Linked DNA regions of Homo sapiens: region 2 is linked to region 1. A link is an interaction called in ENCODE POLR2A ChIA-PET data of the cell type or tissue named here. Cell type or tissue: PC-9. All regions are shown on one strand. Each heading gives the region's core, and the rest is flanking DNA. Links, peaks and the distances in the headings are about the cores only.

The links. Peaks named below come from ENCODE experiments on the same cell type or tissue, not always from the same donor. Only the 100,000 strongest peaks of a DNase experiment are listed, where the experiment ranks them.
Region 2: POLR2A ChIA-PET joins it to region 1 with 41 read pairs; 2 of 35 experiments call an interaction of 5 or more read pairs at or near these places.

Annotation. Positions count from the first base shown.
Region 1 is chr20:50,063,418-50,071,852 of GRCh38, forward strand. No RefSeq gene overlaps it. Among named protein-coding and RNA genes, the nearest start is that of TRERNA1, 26 kb to the left of the region's middle. RefSeq lists silencers at 1,544-1,721, 7,903-8,142. In PC-9, for the core only: no CTCF peak of the experiment used is centred there; no DNase peak of the experiment used is centred there.
Region 2 is chr20:49,805,628-49,814,062 of GRCh38, forward strand. It overlaps SLC9A8 (solute carrier family 9 member A8), which reads left to right and starts at 7,201. Exons shown (of 16, transcript NM_015266.3): 1 at 7,201-7,321. The coding sequence starts at 7,296. RefSeq lists an enhancer at 6,880-7,019 and a silencer at 7,170-7,449. In PC-9, for the core only: no CTCF peak of the experiment used is centred there; no DNase peak of the experiment used is centred there; H3K27ac peaks cover 2,372 bases.

The DNA.
Region 1 (8,435 bases), core at 4,029-6,528:
ATTTTAAAATTGTTTATTTATTTACATACCTATTTAGCATTTTCTCATAAAAAATACAGCTGGGTGACATCACACATGCATTGAACTTAGGCGAATCCATGTTCTTGGGCTGGGATGAAGGAGAGAGAGCAGTACCATGAGTGATAATGGGGTGATGCTGGCATCCGTGACCTGAGCCAGGAGCTGTCACAGGTCCATTGGCTGGGGCTTTCCCCTGTCTTTGCCCTTGTACAGATGGGGAAACTGAGGCTCAGAGACTGGACAGGGTTCCAGAATTCCAGGGGTAAACCTCTGGAACCCAGTGTGGCTCCATAACCAGGGCTGCAGATGTCGTCCCCTCTGGGTCAGGCCCCCCGGTGGCTCCTCAGGGTACCCCCTGTCTGGACCACTTCTGCACCAGGGGCCCCCAAGAGCAGGATAAGGAATCAAGAGGGGTTGAGCAGGTGGGAAGGAAGTGAGGGGTTGGGCCCAGTGGCTTACGCCTTTAATCCCAGCACTTTGGGAGGCCAAGACGGAGGACTACCTGAGCTCAGGAGTTCAAGACCAGCCTGGACAACACAGCAAGACCCCATCTCTACAAAAAATGCAAAATTAGCCAGGCATGGTGGCATGAGCCTGTGGTCTCAGCTACTTGGGAGGCTGAGGTGGGAGCATCACTTGGGCCCGGGAGGTCGAGGCTGCAGTGAGCAGTGATCACGCCACTGCACTCCAGCCTGGGCAACAGAGCAAGACCCCCATTTTTTTTTCTTCAGATGGAGTCTTACTCTGCCACCCAGGCTGGAGTGCAGTGGGGCGATCTCGGCTCACTGCAACCTCCACCTCTTGGGTTCAAGCGATTCTCCTGCCTCAGCCTCCCGAGTAGCTGGGATTACAGGCGTGCACCACCAGGCCTGGCTAATTTTTGTTTTTTTAGTAGGGACGGAGTTTCACCATGTTGGCCAGGCTGGTCTCAAATTCCTGACCTCATGTGATCTGCCTGCCTCAGCCTCCCAAAGTGCTGGGACTACAGGCGTGAGCTACTCAGGAGGCTGAGGCAGGAGAGTGGCGTGAACCGGGGAGGCGGAGCTTGCAGTGAGCTGAGATCGCGCCACTGCACTCCAGCCTGGGCGACAGAGCGAGACTCTGTCTCAAAAAATAAATTAATAAAAAATAAATTTTTAAAGGAAGGGAGAGAGGCAGGGTGAGAGGAAGAGGCCCTGCACCCGCCGTCCCCTGCAGCAGCCACTGCAGGGAGGACTCTGCTGAAGGAGGCCCAGGGGCTGCAGGGCCAGGGCCCAAGGCTGACAGCTCCCTCCCAGGCACACACAGAGGGGCCGCTCATTCCCATTACACAAATAAGGACACCCCTGATGTGGGAGAGTGATGGCTCCCAGGTTGTCTACCCAAGTGGGCCATGTCTGCAGGAGGCGGACCTTTCGCTAATCTGAACAAAGGCCTCCCTTTCTCCTTCCATCCAGAGGTGGGGTTGTTTGCCTAAAGTCACACAGCAGTAAATCACGGGCTGGGATTTAAATACAGACTGCCTGCTCAGGAATCCTTGTTTTACCCATTCAGTATCTTATATGGCTTGTGGACATGCATATGTGTGTTTGGACACACACCTACACACCCCCACACACACACAAACACGCACACACACAGTGGCAGCTGCTCCCCCAGACTCAAGAACCCCTGCATCTGTCTCCAGGGCCCTCCGAGACCTGGGGCCGCAACAGTTGTGTCTGGTTTGCAGCCCAGCTGAGAGCGGATAATCCCAAATCTCTCAGACTCCATTCCAGCCCCCATCAGCCCACTCCCCAGCTGTGCATCTTTGGGCAAATGGAGCCCCTCTCTGAGCCTCAGGGTCTTTGCCACCCCAGCACCCCCGCACACCAGGACTTTACTAGGGGTTCTGTGAGCTGAGGCTGCTTTGTGATTTATCTGAGCAGAGCTTCAGTGGGACACAGAGACCACCACACGCAGCTGGTGTCCATGCAGCCTGGCCGGCTGGTAGGGCTCAGTGGCCTCCCAGGGTCCCTGTTTGGCCAGGCTTCAGGGTCTGGTGTGTATGATTTCATAGGAAGCAATGACCTTGGGCAAAAATGTCACAGGGCATCAGCCTAATGGATTCGGCCTGGCTGACAGTGAGCAGGAGGGTTGGAGTCCTCCTCCTGGGGCTGGGTTCTTCAGGGTGGGGGAACTCAGGGATCTGGGTCATTGCCTGTGGTCAGGGTGAGGAGACAGAGGCCCAGGGGCCAGCAGCCTTCCCAGGGTCACCCAGCACTGCCTGACCTCTTCCACCACCTTGGGGCCTTTGGGAAGGACAGGGTCGGTGGGGGTAGAGGAACCTGCAGGGGCCAACAGACCTTCTCCTGGCAAGTCATTGATGCCTCAGTTTCCTCTTCTGTAAGATCGGTTTGATTAATAGTTCCGATCTCAGGGCTGGGGGAGAGTCCATGAATTGCTTTATAATGAGCTCAGCATAGAGAAGGTGCTCATTACGTCTTTTTTTTTTTTTTTCTTTTTGAGATGGAGTCTCACTTTGTTGCCCAGGCTGGAGTGCAGTGGTGCGATCTTGGCTCACTACAACCTCTGCCTCCCAGATTCAAGCGATTCTCCTTCCTCAGCCTCCTGAGTAGCTGGGATTACAGGCATGCGCCACCACACCCGGCTAACTTTTGTATTTTTAGTAGAGATGGGGTTTCGCCATGTTGGCCAGGCTGATCTCAAACTCCTGACCTTAGGTGATCTGCCTGTCTTGGCCTCCCAAAGTGCTGGGATTACAGGCGTGAGCCACTGCGCCCGGCCGCTCGTTAAGTCTTGACTGTCATTCTTGGTTTGCCTCACATCTCTGACCCCATCTGGAACGCTCTGTACTTAGCACTGGTTGCTGGGTGCTGCCAGTCCTGGGTTCAGATCCCAGCTCTGGTGGGTCACCCTGAGCTAGTGACAGAGACTCTTGGAGCCTCAGTGTCCTCATCTGTGAAATGGGGCCACCAACACTACCAAGGAATGGTTGGGAGCAAAGTGAGATGGTGGCTGTGAGGCACTTCAGGCACCTCAGCTCATCAGGGTAAGTAAAGTCCTCTGTTGACCTTGCCAGGCTAGAAGTAGCTAATTTATCGTCATGGTGGGTGGCAGAGGGGCAGCTAAGGCCACTGGCTCAAGGTCACAGGGATCAGAGTGGAATCTCACTTTGTGGCTCAAAGCTGTGTGATCTTGGGCAAGCCACTTGGCCTTTCTGGGCCTCAGTTTCATCCTGTTGACATCAGAAGACCCCAGGACCATACAGTGGAGGGCTGAGTGTAACTTGGCATCCAGTCAGTGATGTGTTTTGCACCCAATGCCTGGCACAGTGCTGCACCCACCAGGAGAGGTGGGAGGGTGATGGCTCCCAGGTCGTCTGCCCAGGTGGGCCGTGCCTGCCGGAGGGGAGACTTTTCCTAATCTGAACAAAGGCCTCCTTTCTTCCATCCACACCCTCCCTGGGAGTACAGCCTCACACCTTAAACTCCATTTCCACAGGGGCCACTCTGGTGCCTGTCCCCAGGTCACTCTGGACTGGCCAGCCTCCTTGAGCCCCTGATCTGAGGGTCTCACAGGCATCGTAGTTTAACACACTCCCACCCAGCACCGGAAGGCCCCCACAAACTGGCTCTTCCTGAGCCTCCCCTGGGCTAGGCCAAAACCTGGGAGTCCCCCAGCTCCTTTCCCCCTCTTACCCTCTCACTTCTGAGTCCTGTGGGCTCCCTGGTCTGAGCGTTCTGCATTGCATGGAAGTCTAAGAGGCCACAGGAAAGGCATGCATTCCGGAATCAAGGAAATGCGGGAGCTGGAGTCTCATTCTGTTGCTATGTTGCTCAGGCTGGTCTTGAACTCCTGGCCTCAAGTGATCCTCTCACCTCGGCCTCCCAAAGTGCTGGCATTATAGGCACGAGCCACTGTGCCCGGCCACTGATCAGTTCTTACCTCTTCTGGAACACCAGGTCCAGTGCCATCCTCTGCCCCTCTGGTCTACTGCAGTCAACTGCCTGCTTCCAGCAATGCCCCGTGGTCTGTTCTCTGCAGGAAGCTAGAGGGAAGCTAGAGGTAAAAACCTGGAGCACATGCGTCCCTCCTCTGCAATGGTTCCCATCTCCCTTGGAGAAAAAGATGGATCTTTGAAAGGCCCTGTAGGATCTGCCCCACCACTACCCCTCCCCCACCCCATCTCCTAAGCCTCCTCCTCCCTCCCTGACCCTGTACTCTGCTCCAGCCACACTGGCCTCCTGGTTGTTTCTCCAACAAATTAGGCATGCTCCTGCCTCACGGCATTTGCACTGGCTGCTTCCTCTGCAGGACACATTCTTCCCCCAGATGTCCACATGCCTCACTCCCTCACCTCCTGCAGGTCTTTGCTCAAATGCCACTTCTCAAGCATCAGGCACCTGCCCCCATTCCAATTTTCAATGGCACCTCTGCCCCACCCCATCCCCTATCCCCCTCCCTGCCTTGTTTCCCTCTATAGCATTTATCACCATCTCATCTTCTACATGGTTTACTTTTTCATCTGTTTACTGTTTCTCCCTAGTCCTTTGCCCTGACTGTCACCATTCCCAGAACATCCATTTCACGAGGGCCGCGTTTTCTGACTATTTTGTTCCCCGCTGTGTCTGCTGGGCCTAGGGCAGTGCTGGGCACACGGTAGCTGCTCATTAAATATCTGTGGAATGGGCAGCTCTGGAGTGTGGATACCAACATGCCCCTGGTGAAGCGGGAGCTCTAGGATTTGGAATCAGCCTGTAAGCTGTAGAGGGCAGTGCCCTTTGGATGGCACAGCCAGGTAGGCATGTTCCCAGCAGGGGTTTGTGGGAAACGGCTGTGGAGGGTCCTGGTGTCTACAGTCAGATTCCCAGGGCAGGATGCTGACAGATGGGCCATGGCACGATGGGGAGGCCAGGTGGTGTGGCTGGGTCCGGCTTTAAGCCTCTGGCCACCGTGTCAGGTTTGTAAAGCAAAGGGTCAGGAAGGCACCAAGGGCAGTGTGGCCGGAAGTGAACGGCCCAGGCTTCTGGGAAGAAAAAGAATTACATTCCAAGGAACCCATGGCTTGGGCGCCTGAGCCACTGGGGGCAGGGAAGAGTATGAAAGAGGCAGGGCTGGCGTGGGCAGATGGTGGCCTTGCCTGAGGTTCAGAGTGGTCAGGTCTGTAGGTCAGGGTGACCCTGGAGAGCTGGGATTTGGACCAGGTCAGGGGAAGTGTCCCCCAGATTGTGAATGGCTGGGGCGTGGCAGCCAGTCCACAGCTCCTGCTGCTGTTGGGAGGGGAGACCCCCACTCTGGGCTGGGGTGCAGCTCAGGGAGCCCCGGAGCTGACTGAGCCACTTCCTTGTGCCAGGCGGTGTCCATGTCCACCCCCAGGGCGAGATGTGGGCAACCAAGCCAAGAGAGGGGGCTGCCAAGGCCACAAGCTCATCCATGTGTCCATTTATCCATCTGTCCATTTATCCATCTGTCCATTTATCCATCTGTTTACAGAGTGTCTATTGCATGCCATGTGCTGCAGACTCTTTTTTGAGACAGAGTCTAGCTCTGTTACCCAGGCTGGAGTGTAGTGGCATGATCTCGGCTCAGTGCAACCTCCACCTCCCAGGTTCAAGCGATTCTCCTGCCTCAGCCTCCTGAGTAGCTGGGATTACAGGTGCCCACCACCATGCTCAGCTAATTTTTGCATTTTTAGTAGAGACAGGGTTTCGCCATGTTGGCCAGGCTGGTCTCGAACTCCTGACCTCAGGTGATCCACCTGCCTCGGCCTCCCAAAGTGCTGGGATCACAGGTGTGAGCCACTGCGCCCAGCCCCTGTGCTGTGGACTTAATGTGATAATGTGACTTGCATCTTACCGCCCAGGGCCTCTGCTCTTGCTGTTCTCTTGGCCTGGAACAATACCTACCAGACTCCAGGGCTGGCAGCTCCTCCTCACTTGGGGTCACCTCCTCCAAGAGGCCCCCTGCCCACTGCTGCCTGCCTGCCCTCTGTTCCTTTACTTGGGTATGTGCTGAACGCCTGGAAAAGAACCTAGTGCATTTCCTTCTTTGTCTGTTGTCTAACTCCCCCATTCAAATATCAGCTCCACGAAGGGAGGGTTTTGTCTCATCACTGCATGTCCCTACACACGGTATTTGGCACACAGTAAACACTCAATGAATGCTTGTTGAATGAATGAATGGACAAATGAACAAATGGAAGCTCTACTGGGGAAGCTCAGGGATGGAGACTGGCTCCTAACCCAGAGGGAGGGGATGTCCTGGGTAGCGCAGTCCTGGAAGATGCAGTCACTGGTAAACTGAAGCCTAAAGAAGCTCAGGCAGGCAGGTGAAGAAACCAGGGGGATGGTTTTGTTTCAAAACACCTTCCTCCAAGGGAGGAAGAGGTGAGCTACCTCCAAGGTTGCTCAGAGGTGGAAACTGTGATTAAAAATAAAAAAGGCGGCCAGGCATGGTGGCTCATGCCTGTAATCTCAGCACTTTGGGAGGCCAAGGTGGGCGGATCACCTGAGGTCAGGAGTTTGAGACCAGCCTGGGCAATATGGTGAAACCCCATCTCTACTAAAAATACAAAAAGTAGCCGGGTGTGGTGGTGCACACCTGTAGTCCCAGCTACTTGGGAGGCTGAGGTAGAAGAATCGCTTGAACCCGGGAGGTGGAGGTAGCAGAGAGCCGAGATAGCGCCACTGGACTTTAGCCTGGCGACAGAGCAAGACTCCATCTCAAAATAAATAAATAAACAAATAAGGCTAGAAGTGGTGGCTCACGCCTGTAATTCCAGCACTTTGGGAGGCCAAGACGGGAGGATCGCTTGAGGCCAAGGGTTCAAGACCAGCCTGGGCAATATAATGAGACCCTGGCTCTACAAAAACAAACAAAGCCTTTAATTCATTGCTACCATAAAAATCGAGACATTTCACTACATCCTGATGTCCCTGTCTCTCTTGAAGACTTGGAAGATTTGGCCATGTGGGCCAGCATTCTAGAGGCAAAGGTGGTCAGTCCTGTGTTCTCCACAGCCCCTATCAGGTCCTTGAGGTATGTGAGCTTCAAAGCCTTGTATTCACAGCATGACCCCCACTACCCCCACCTGCTGGGTGACCTTGGACAACCCTTTCTGAGTCTCAGCTGGTCCTTGGCAAAAAATGGGTTGGAGGCCAGGCATGGTGGCTTACGCCTGTAATCCCAGCACTTTAGGAGGCCAAGGCAGGAAGATCACTTGAGCCCAGGAGTTTGAGACCAGCCGGGGCAACACAGCGAGACCCTGTCTCTACTAAAAAAAATTTTTTTTTTTTGAGACTGAGTCTCGCTCAGTCACCCAGGCTGCCGTGCGGTGGCGTGATCTCAGCTCACTGCAAGCTCGCCTCCCGGGTTCACGCCATTCTCCTGCCTCAGCCTCCTGAGTAGCTGGGACTACAGGCACCCGCCACCACGTCCGGCTAATTAAAAAAAAAAATATTTTTTAATTGGCCAGTGGCCTGCACCTGTAGTCCCAGCTACTCAGGAGGCTGAGGCAGGAGGATTGCTTGAGGAGGAGGTTGAGGCTGCAATGAGACTTGATCATGCCACTGCACCCCAGCCTGGGTGACAGAGTGAGACCCTGTCTCTAAATGAATAAATAATTAGTTGGGCGTGGTGGCGCCCACTTGTAGTCCCAGCTACCCGGGAGGCTGAGGAAGGAGAATCGCTTGAGGCCAGGAGTTGGAGGCTGCAGTGACCCGTGATCGCATCACTGCACTCCAGCCTGGGCGACAAGAGACCCTGTCGCAAAAAAAAAAAAAAAAAAGAAAGAAAGAAAGAAAGAAAAAGGGTTGGAAGCGCACTGGGGGAAAAAGCTTGCCCACTCCGCTTTGGGAGCCTCCAGCAGGCTCCCGCTGTGCCAAAGGCACACACCCAGATGTCCGGTGGTCCACCCCTGCCCCGGCGGTCACGCCTGTCCCCTCCTCCAGCCCCAGCCTCGGGTCGGCTGAGAGATGACGCGTGGCCCGGCCCAGCCGGAGCGTTGGTCCCTAGAGCGCTAGCGCCCTCTGCTGGCCAAGGGCGGGCGTGCAGGCCCGAGCCAGAACGGGGAAGCCGGGCGCCAGGAGAGCGGGGAGGAGCTTCACTCTTCTGGTCGGTGAGATGGGGAAGAGCAATAGCGAATACATAAGCAGAATACACCGAAAGGAAAGGAAAGAACAATAGCGAAATAACATTTACGGAGGGGTGCTCCGTGCCGAGGACTGCAAGAAGCCCACACCATGTAAAACCACACGTAATCCTTAGAATAACCCGGCGAAATGGCAACGGAAACGCACAGAGAGGTTAAGGAGCCCTCCCGGGGCCACACAGCTGGTAGTGGAAACGGCTGACTCCTGGGCCTGCACTGGCATCCACCGAGGCGGAGAGAGGATGTGAAGGTGTCACCTCCGCTCATTCACTCATGCATGGCC
Region 2 (8,435 bases), core at 2,031-4,530, 260 kb before region 1:
GGCCGTGGGTATTTTGATCTTTCTGTCTTGATGCTGCCTCACCTCCCTGTTCTGAGTCACCAGCCCTGTGGATTCTTCCTCCTCCACCCTCACCCGCTTTGTGTCCTCCACACTGTCCCCACCCTAAGACCTGATGACCGATAGAAACACTTGCATCCTTGGCTTACCTTTTTTCTTTCCCCCTTTAAAAAATATCATAGTTTTGGCTGGGTGCAGTGGCTCACGCCTGTCATTCCAGCACTCTGGGAGGCCGAGGCAGGAGGATCACTTGCACCCAGAAGTCTGAGGCCAGCCTGGGCAACATAGTGAGATCCTGTCTCTATTTTTATTTTGTATTTATTTATTTATTTATTTATTTTTGAGACGGAGTCTCACTGTATTGCCAGGCTGGAGTGCAGTGGCATGATCTCGGCTCATTGCAACCTCTGCCTCCCGGATTCAAACAATTCTCCTGCCTCAGCCTCCCGAGTAGCTGGGACTACAGGTGCACACCACCATGCCCGGCTAATTTTTGTATTTTTAGTGGAGACGGGGTTTCAACATGTTGGCCAGGATGGTCTCAATCTCTTGACCTCATGATGCACCTGCTGCAGCCTCCCAAAGTGCTGGGATTACAGGCGTGAGCCACCGCACCTCGCCTATTTTAATTTTTTAAAAAAAATCATATTTTAGTACCTGTAGTCCCAGCTACTTGGGAGGCTGAGGCAGGAGAATTGCTTGAATCTGGGAGGCAGAGGTTTCAGTGAGCCAAGATCACGCCACTGCACTCCAGCCTGGCAATAGAGCGAGACTCCATCTCAAAAATAAATAAATAAATACAAAATAAAAATAGAGACAGTGTGTCACTATGTTGCCCAGGCTGGCCTCAGACTCCTGGGTGCAAGTGATCCTCCTGCCTCGGCCTCCCAAAGTGCTGGAATGACAGGCGTGAGCCACTGCACCCAGCCAAAACTATGATATTTTTTAAAGGGGGAAAGAAAAAAGGTAAGCCAAGGATGCAAGTGTTTCTATCGGTCATCAGGTCTTAGGGTGGGGACAGTGTGGAGGACACAAAGCGGGTGAGGGTGGAGGAGGAAGAATCCATAGGGCTGGTGACTCAGAACAGGGAGGTGAGGCAGCATCAAGACAGAAAGATCAAAATACCCACGGCCTTGACTTTCTGTATTGAAATAAATATGACAAGCTGGTCTGTTTCTAGTTTATGAAAGATGACTGGCAGTCACTGAGTGTTGCAGGTCACAAGCACAGTGTCAAAGGGATTTACTTACATTTCAAATGACGTGTCATTTGCAGAAAAAAAATATTAAAAATACAAATAAGCAAAAGGAAAAACAATATCCATGACCCACAATTGAGAAATAACCATTATCGAAACAATATTTCAATATGTTACTCCTGTCCTTTTTTGTTTCTTGGTTTAAATTTTATTTGTATTGAGGTCATACATGCACATAAGTTGAAGAGTCAAATTTTCTAAAAATAGGAATCCCCACTTCACTCTCTCCTCTCATTTCTGCCTCCCCAAAGATAATCACTTTGAGCTGATTTTTTGGGTATTTAACTCCATGTCTTGGAATAACATGCTTCTATCGCCACTTCTTAGTTTTTCTGTTTTCAGTAAAATCTGCTTTCCCACTCTGGGCAATAAGGGTTCTGCCCTCTTTCCCTCTCCTCACCTGCCCAGCCCATGCAGAGACCCTTCCCATCCTTTATTCTCTCAATATAGTTATATGGTTATTCTTGTGAGATTGACATTTACAGTATACATTATTGTGACTATGTAAATGCCATTCACAGCTGAGCTCCGTGGTAAACTATGATGACCTTTACTTTTCTCCTTTTCTGCAACTTTTCATTTTTCTTTTCCTTTTTTTTTTCTTTTGAGATGGAGTCGCCCTCTGTCGCCCAGGCTGGAGTGCAGTGGTGCGATCTAGGCTCAAGGCAACCTCCACCTCCCAGGTTCAAGTGATTCTTCTGCCTCAGCCTCCCAAGTAGTTGAGATTACAGGTGTGTGCCACCACGCCCGGCCAAAACTATGATTTTTTTTTAAAGGGAGAAAGAAAAAAAGTAAGCCAAGGAAGCAAGTGTTTCTATCGGTCACCAAGTCTTAGGGTGGGGACAGTGGGGAGGACACAAGGCAGGTGAGGGTGAAGAAGGTTTTGAACTCCTGACCTCGGGTGATCTACCCACCTCGGCCTCCCAAAGTGCTGGGATTACAGCTGTGAGTCACCATGCATGGCCTGGAATCTGGATTTTTTTCACAAACTTTCTCAGAGAATTACACCTGACTCCACTGAATTCTACAAGCCCAGATTTTCTATTTTTGCTTAGTAATTCTAGTGCCTGTTACGTGCTAAGTGGCCAGGGCCAGATTAAAATGTTAGCATCCAAAGGTATTAAAGAAATTATGCCCCACTCGTTCCCATGTATAAATCAATATGAAATGATAATAAATAGCAAAAATACATGAAGAGGGCTGGGTGTGGTGGCTCACGCCTGTAGTCCCAGCACTACGGGAGGCCAAGGCGAGCAGATCACCTGAGGTCGGGAGTTCGAGACCAGCCTGACCAATGTGGAGAAACCCCATCTGTACTAAAAATACAAAATTAGCCGGGTGTGGTGGCACATGCCTGTAATCCCAGCTACTCGGGAGGCTGAGGCAGGAGAATCACTTGAACCCAGGAGGTGGAGGTTGCAGTGAGCCGAGATTGTGCCATTGCACTCCAGCCTGGGCAACAAGAGTGAAACTCCGTCTCAAAAAAAGAAAAAAAAAAATACATGAGGAGAAGTCCAACAGATCTTATTTTTCCTATGGCGTGGTGGGTAGGATAATGGCCCTCCAAAGATGGCCACGTGCTAATTGCTGGTCCCTGTGAATATGTTACAGGGCAAGGACGAATTAAGATTGCAGATGGAAATAGGGTGCTAATCAGCTGACTTTGAGACGGGCAGATTATTCTGATTATGTAGGTGGGTCCAATGTAGTCAGAAGGGTCCTAATAAGAGAAAGAGGGGCTGGGCACAGTGGCTCATGCCTGTAATCCAAGCACTTTGGGAGGCCAAGGTGGGTGGATCACCTGAGGTCAGGAGTTCAAGACCAGCCTGGCCAACATGGTGAAACCCCATCTCTACTAAAACTACAAAAATGAGCTGGTGTGGTGGCGGGCACCTGTAACCCCATCTACTTGGGAGGCTGAGATGGGAATCGCTTGAACCCCGGAGGCGGAGGTTGTAGTGAGCCGAGATCATGCCACTGCACTTGAGCATGGGCGACAGAGCAAGACTCAGTCTCAAAAAAAAAAAAAAGGGGGGGGTGGAGGGGAAGAGGAAGAGGAAGACAAGAGAGTCAGAATCAGAAGCAGAGCATGGGGTGAGGCAGTCCTTGGCTTTAAAAATAGCGAGTGGACCATGAGACATGGGATGCAAGCAGACTCTAGGAGCTGGAAAAGGCAAGAAAGTTTATTCTCCCGTAGGGCCTCCAGAATGAATGTGACCCTGCCAACACCTTGATTTTAGCCCAGTGAAAATCTTTATCTTCTAACCTACAGAACTATAAGATAATTCATTTGTGTTGTTTTAAGCCAATTCCTTGCCATAAAGCTCTTAAAATATATCCCCTTTTGGTTCTGCTTCTCTGATTGAATCCTGACTGATATACATGGTAACCAATTTGATTCCCTGTTTAATAAAAGCATTAAAGATCAAATTCTTAGCCAGGCACAGTGGCTCATGCCTGTTATCCCAGCACTTTGGGAGGCTGAGGCAGGTGGATCACTTGAGGTCAGGAGTTTGAGACCAGCCTGGCCAATATGGCGAAACCCCGTCTCTACTAAAAATACAAAAATTAGCTGGGCATGGTGGCACACGCCTGTAATTCCAGCTACTTGGGAGGCTGAAGCAGGAATCGCTTGAACCCAGGAGGCAGAGGTTGCAGTAAGCCGAGATCGTGCCACTGCACTCCAGCCTGAGTGACAGAGTGAGACTCCATCTTAAAATACAACAACAGGCCAGGCCTGGTGGCTCATGCCTGTAATCCCAGCACTTGGGGAGGCCAAGGCAGGCGGATCACGAGATCAAGAGATTGAGACCATGCTGGCCAACATGGTGAAACCCTATCTCCACTAAAAATACAAAAATTAGCAGGGCATGGTGGCACATACCTGTAGTCTCAGCTACTTGGGAGGCTGAGGCAGGAGAATTGCTTGAACCTGGGAGGTGCAGGTTGTAATGAGCCGAGATCGTGCCATTGCACTCCAGCCTGGGTGACAGACACTCCATCTCAAAAAAAAAAAAAAAAAAAAATCCAAAGAAGAATGGTATTTCATGACATGTGAAAGTAATGCAAAATTCAAATTTCAGTATCCATAAAGTTTTGTTGGAACACAGCTATGCCTATTTATATTATTTATGCTGCATGCAAACTACAGAGTTGATTTGTTGCTACAGAGATAGTAAGGCCCACAAAGCCTTCAGTATTTACTGTCTGACTCTTTACAGAGACTGGTCAGGGAGGGCTTCCCTGAGGAGGGGACATTTAAGCTGAGACATGAATAACAAGAAGACTGGAGATAGCGGGCAGAGCTGTCTAGGCAGAGACAATGGAGAGCAAAGGCAGTTTTCTCTCTAATCTTGTAACAGTCTTCTAAAGAGAAGCGTTATTAAAGAAAAAAAGAAAAAAAAATTGAGGGGGCCCTGAGGCTCTGAGGGTGCTGTAGCCTCTCAGGGTCACGGAGACTGTAGGTCCTGAGGAGGGGTTGGGAACCAGCACTGTCTGGCACCAGAATTTGTGGTGCCTTATGCTGCCTCCTTCTCGGCCTGACACAGCATTGGAGCCCAGAAACTGCATGTTGAATGGCTTTATTCACCTTCCTCGGGGAAGGACCAGGGATTTTAGATTCATTCTCAGGAATAGGTGAGAAGAGCCAAAGACTCACCCATGGGCATGAGAGAATGTTCTCTGCAGCCTCATGGTTAGTGGTAGGCCCAGAGGAGGCCAAGGGCAGTAGGCAAGACAACGGATAGAGAAGAGTAGTGAATTCCAGCTATGTGGAGTTTCCAGCTTGGCGAATTCCAGCCATGTGGGGTTTATTGGTGCTGGTAGAAAATGGTAGCCTCAAGCCCTCAGTTGACAAGTGTGGCCAGAGAGAACCCCACTCTCAATCCTTTGTAGACCAGGTCATTCCCGCCAGGCTCTGTGCTAACGGAGGAGAGTAGGTTATTAGTCCCATTTAAGAGCCAGAGAAATTAAGGCAGTGGAGAGTAGCAGGGCTACTGGTTTAAAAACACTGGCTCTGTGCCTGAATCCCAGCCTTGTCATTTGCTAGCTGTGGGACCGCAGGCAAGTGCCTTGATTTCTCTATGTCTGTGGATAATGATGGTATCTACCTCAAAGCTATGTAAAGAATTAAGGAAACAATAGCCCAACACCACACCTGCAGGAAGGAAGCAAGTTTATTATTACTCAATAAACATTGGTGGATCCTGATGACATTCTCTCAGTCAGCTTTAGCAGTCTTAAGAGACTGCAGAGGATGGAGAACCCAAGGTTAGAGCCAGATTTCTTCTCTACCCAGTTCCTCGGGGCCAAAACCCTGACACCATGCTTAACTCCTCTTTTATACGCCATAGTCCGTCAGCAAACCTTGTCTTCAGTATGCGTCCAGGAGTCCAACCATTCCTGCCACCTCCACCGTATTACTTTCATCCAGACTGCCATCAGCTGTCACCTAGATTATTGCAAAAGCCTCCTTGCTGGCTTTGGGGCTTCCATCCTCTCTCTCTCGCCAATCCCCAGTCAACTCCCAACAGGCAGCAAAGCTTAGGTTACTTCTCAGTTCAAAACCCTTCTAGGTGTGCTAGAATTAACTGATTTATTTACTCAATGATTATTTATTATTGAGTGTCTACTATGTGCCAGGTACTGTTGTAGGCATTGCAGATAAAATGGAGAACAAAACAGACAAAAATTTCTGCATTCATGAAGCTTCCGTTCTCATGGAGGGAGATGGTTAACAAACAAGTGTATGAGTAAAACATATGGTAGGTTAGGTGTCATGTGGAAAAATAGTTTAGGGAAGGCGGGGGGCCTTGGATTTTAAGTAGGGTGGTCAAGGAGGTCTAACACACAAGATAAGGGTTAAATAAAAGGCCAAACGTAGGAGAGGTGGGAGCCAAAGAGCTACCCAGAAGAAGAGCATTCTAGATAAAGGCTCAGTAAGTGCAACGGTGGAAGTATTCCTGGTGAGTCTGGGACAATAGTGGAAAGTCAAAGTGTGTGGGAGGGGAGATATAGAGCCCCATGCCCCCCTCCCACACACTTCAGAGGGGAAAAGGGGGCAGGATTGAGTCCTGTACATTCCCCACGTTTTTTTTTTCTCTGGAGATTGGAAGCCATTGGAGGGTCTAAGCAGAGGAGTGATGAGTTAAGCTGCTGTGTGGAAGTCCGTAAGGAACAGGGGTGAGTCAGAGACCCTGAATGGAGCCGTTGCAATTATCCAGATGAGATAGAGTGCCTTGGATCAGGAAGGGAGGTAGCAACAGAAGCGGCCAATAAAGTTCAAAGTCCTCAGCCCCAGTCCTCCCGATGGGGGTCTCACCTACCCCTCTCACCTCACCTTGTTCCTCCCTGCATCCCCACCCCACCGGTCACTGCTAGGCACATAGAAGCATCTACTAAGCATGTGGTGAATCAATGAACCCCTTAATGAATGGTCCACCCCTAGATCATCAGCATCCTTTTTAACGCTAGGCATATAGTCTGAACTCAACACATGTTTACAGATGGAATGCTGCACAGTCCTGCCAAGTCCAGGCGGTTATTCCTCTCCACAGCCGAAGGAAACTAAGGCTCGGGTGGGGAAGTGTCCCCCTGGGGTCTCTCCGCTTAGGCTGCAGGCTGGGCATCCTTTTTCAAACTCTTTTAGCACAGCGAAGTCGAGGGCACTGGGTGGAGGGTGCTTGCTTGCCCTCAGGGTGAGTCACAGTGACCTCAGAGGAGTTTCCCCAAAACGTCCCCGCCCTGTGATGGGGAAAAGCCGGAATCTCTCGGTCCCAGGTGGTCATGTGGCCCAGGCCGGACAAGCGTCCCGAAAGCCCCGGGAGAGACTAAGAAGCAATCCTCCCACGCGCTTTCTCCCACCCTCGGGCCACTGAGACGGAGGGACAGAGGGCCGCCCTCGCGCGGCCGAGGCCCCGCCTCCCGCTCGCCCGCCCGCGCCTCCAGCGGAAGCCGGAAGCAAAAGCGGGTCCTGCTAGCCCCGCGGCTCCGAACTCGGTGGTCCTGGAAGCTCCGCAGGATGGGGGAGAAGATGGCGGAAGAGGAGTGAGTGGGCTTTTTCCCGGGCGGCGGAGGCGGCGGGGCTGGGCCCCGGCGGGTGACAGCGAGCGCCTCAGGCCGCCCTCCGGCCCCGGAAGGCGGAGCTTCTTTTGCTGGTTGGCCAGGACTGACCAAGCCGGTGCCTACGAGGAGGGCGGGATGGGCGGGCCTGGGCCCAGGTGGGCCTTGCTTTCCCCTGGAGATCGGTCCCTCGAGCTGGGAATCTACTGCCCAGCGCAGGCCCGGAGAGCTGTCTTGCGGAAAATACAAACCATATTTACTTTCCCAGTTTTCGGTAATCTCATGGTTACTGAGCCCTCTTCCGCCTCCTCCAGGAAGTCGTCCGGGTTCTCCACACCCACCTCCTACGTAGCCAGTCGCCTCCTGTATAACGATCAGTTTTCATGTCTTTCTCCTTCACTAAGTTTCATTTAGTCATTAACTGTTAGCCATCTACTCAATTCCAGGCCCTGGGCAGGTGGTAGGAAAGGAGGCCGACCAGGAGCCGCTCTCTGGGAGCTTCCATTCTAGTGGGAAAAGAAGACCATAATTAGTCAAGGTGGTTTCAGATCGTGATTAATTAACGTTATTTGTGCCTAGTGTTCCATTATTGGAACGCTAAGCATGTGGGAGTTATTTATATCCTACTGCTCAAGGTCATCGCCAAGGTCTGATTTTTCTCACGTCTGCAGTTCTAAAAATTGCAACCTCTGGCATGAATGGGTTAAGTGTTCTGAAGGAAGCAAAATAGAGTTAAGGTTGGGGAGTCCACTCAGGAAAAAGTGACATTCAGCAGAAACTTGAATGACCAGAATGAGGGATAGGAGAAATAACATCAGGTTCAAAAGGCCTGGCTCAAGAAAGAGTTTAGTGCTTTTGAGTGACAGGCAGCATGGCTGGTGTGTAGAGAGGAAGGGGGTTAGCTGGACAAGGGGAGATGGGGAAGGACGGGCTGTGTCCTCCAGGTACTTTTGGGCAAGTCCAAAAGTCATCTCCATACCTGCAGGGCAGAGTCTGTTGCAGATTGTAGATGCCCTATCACTGTTTGTGGAATGAGTATGTGAAGATGAATAAGGAACCCCTTCATTGATACTGGAGTCCTTCACCTGATAACTTTTCA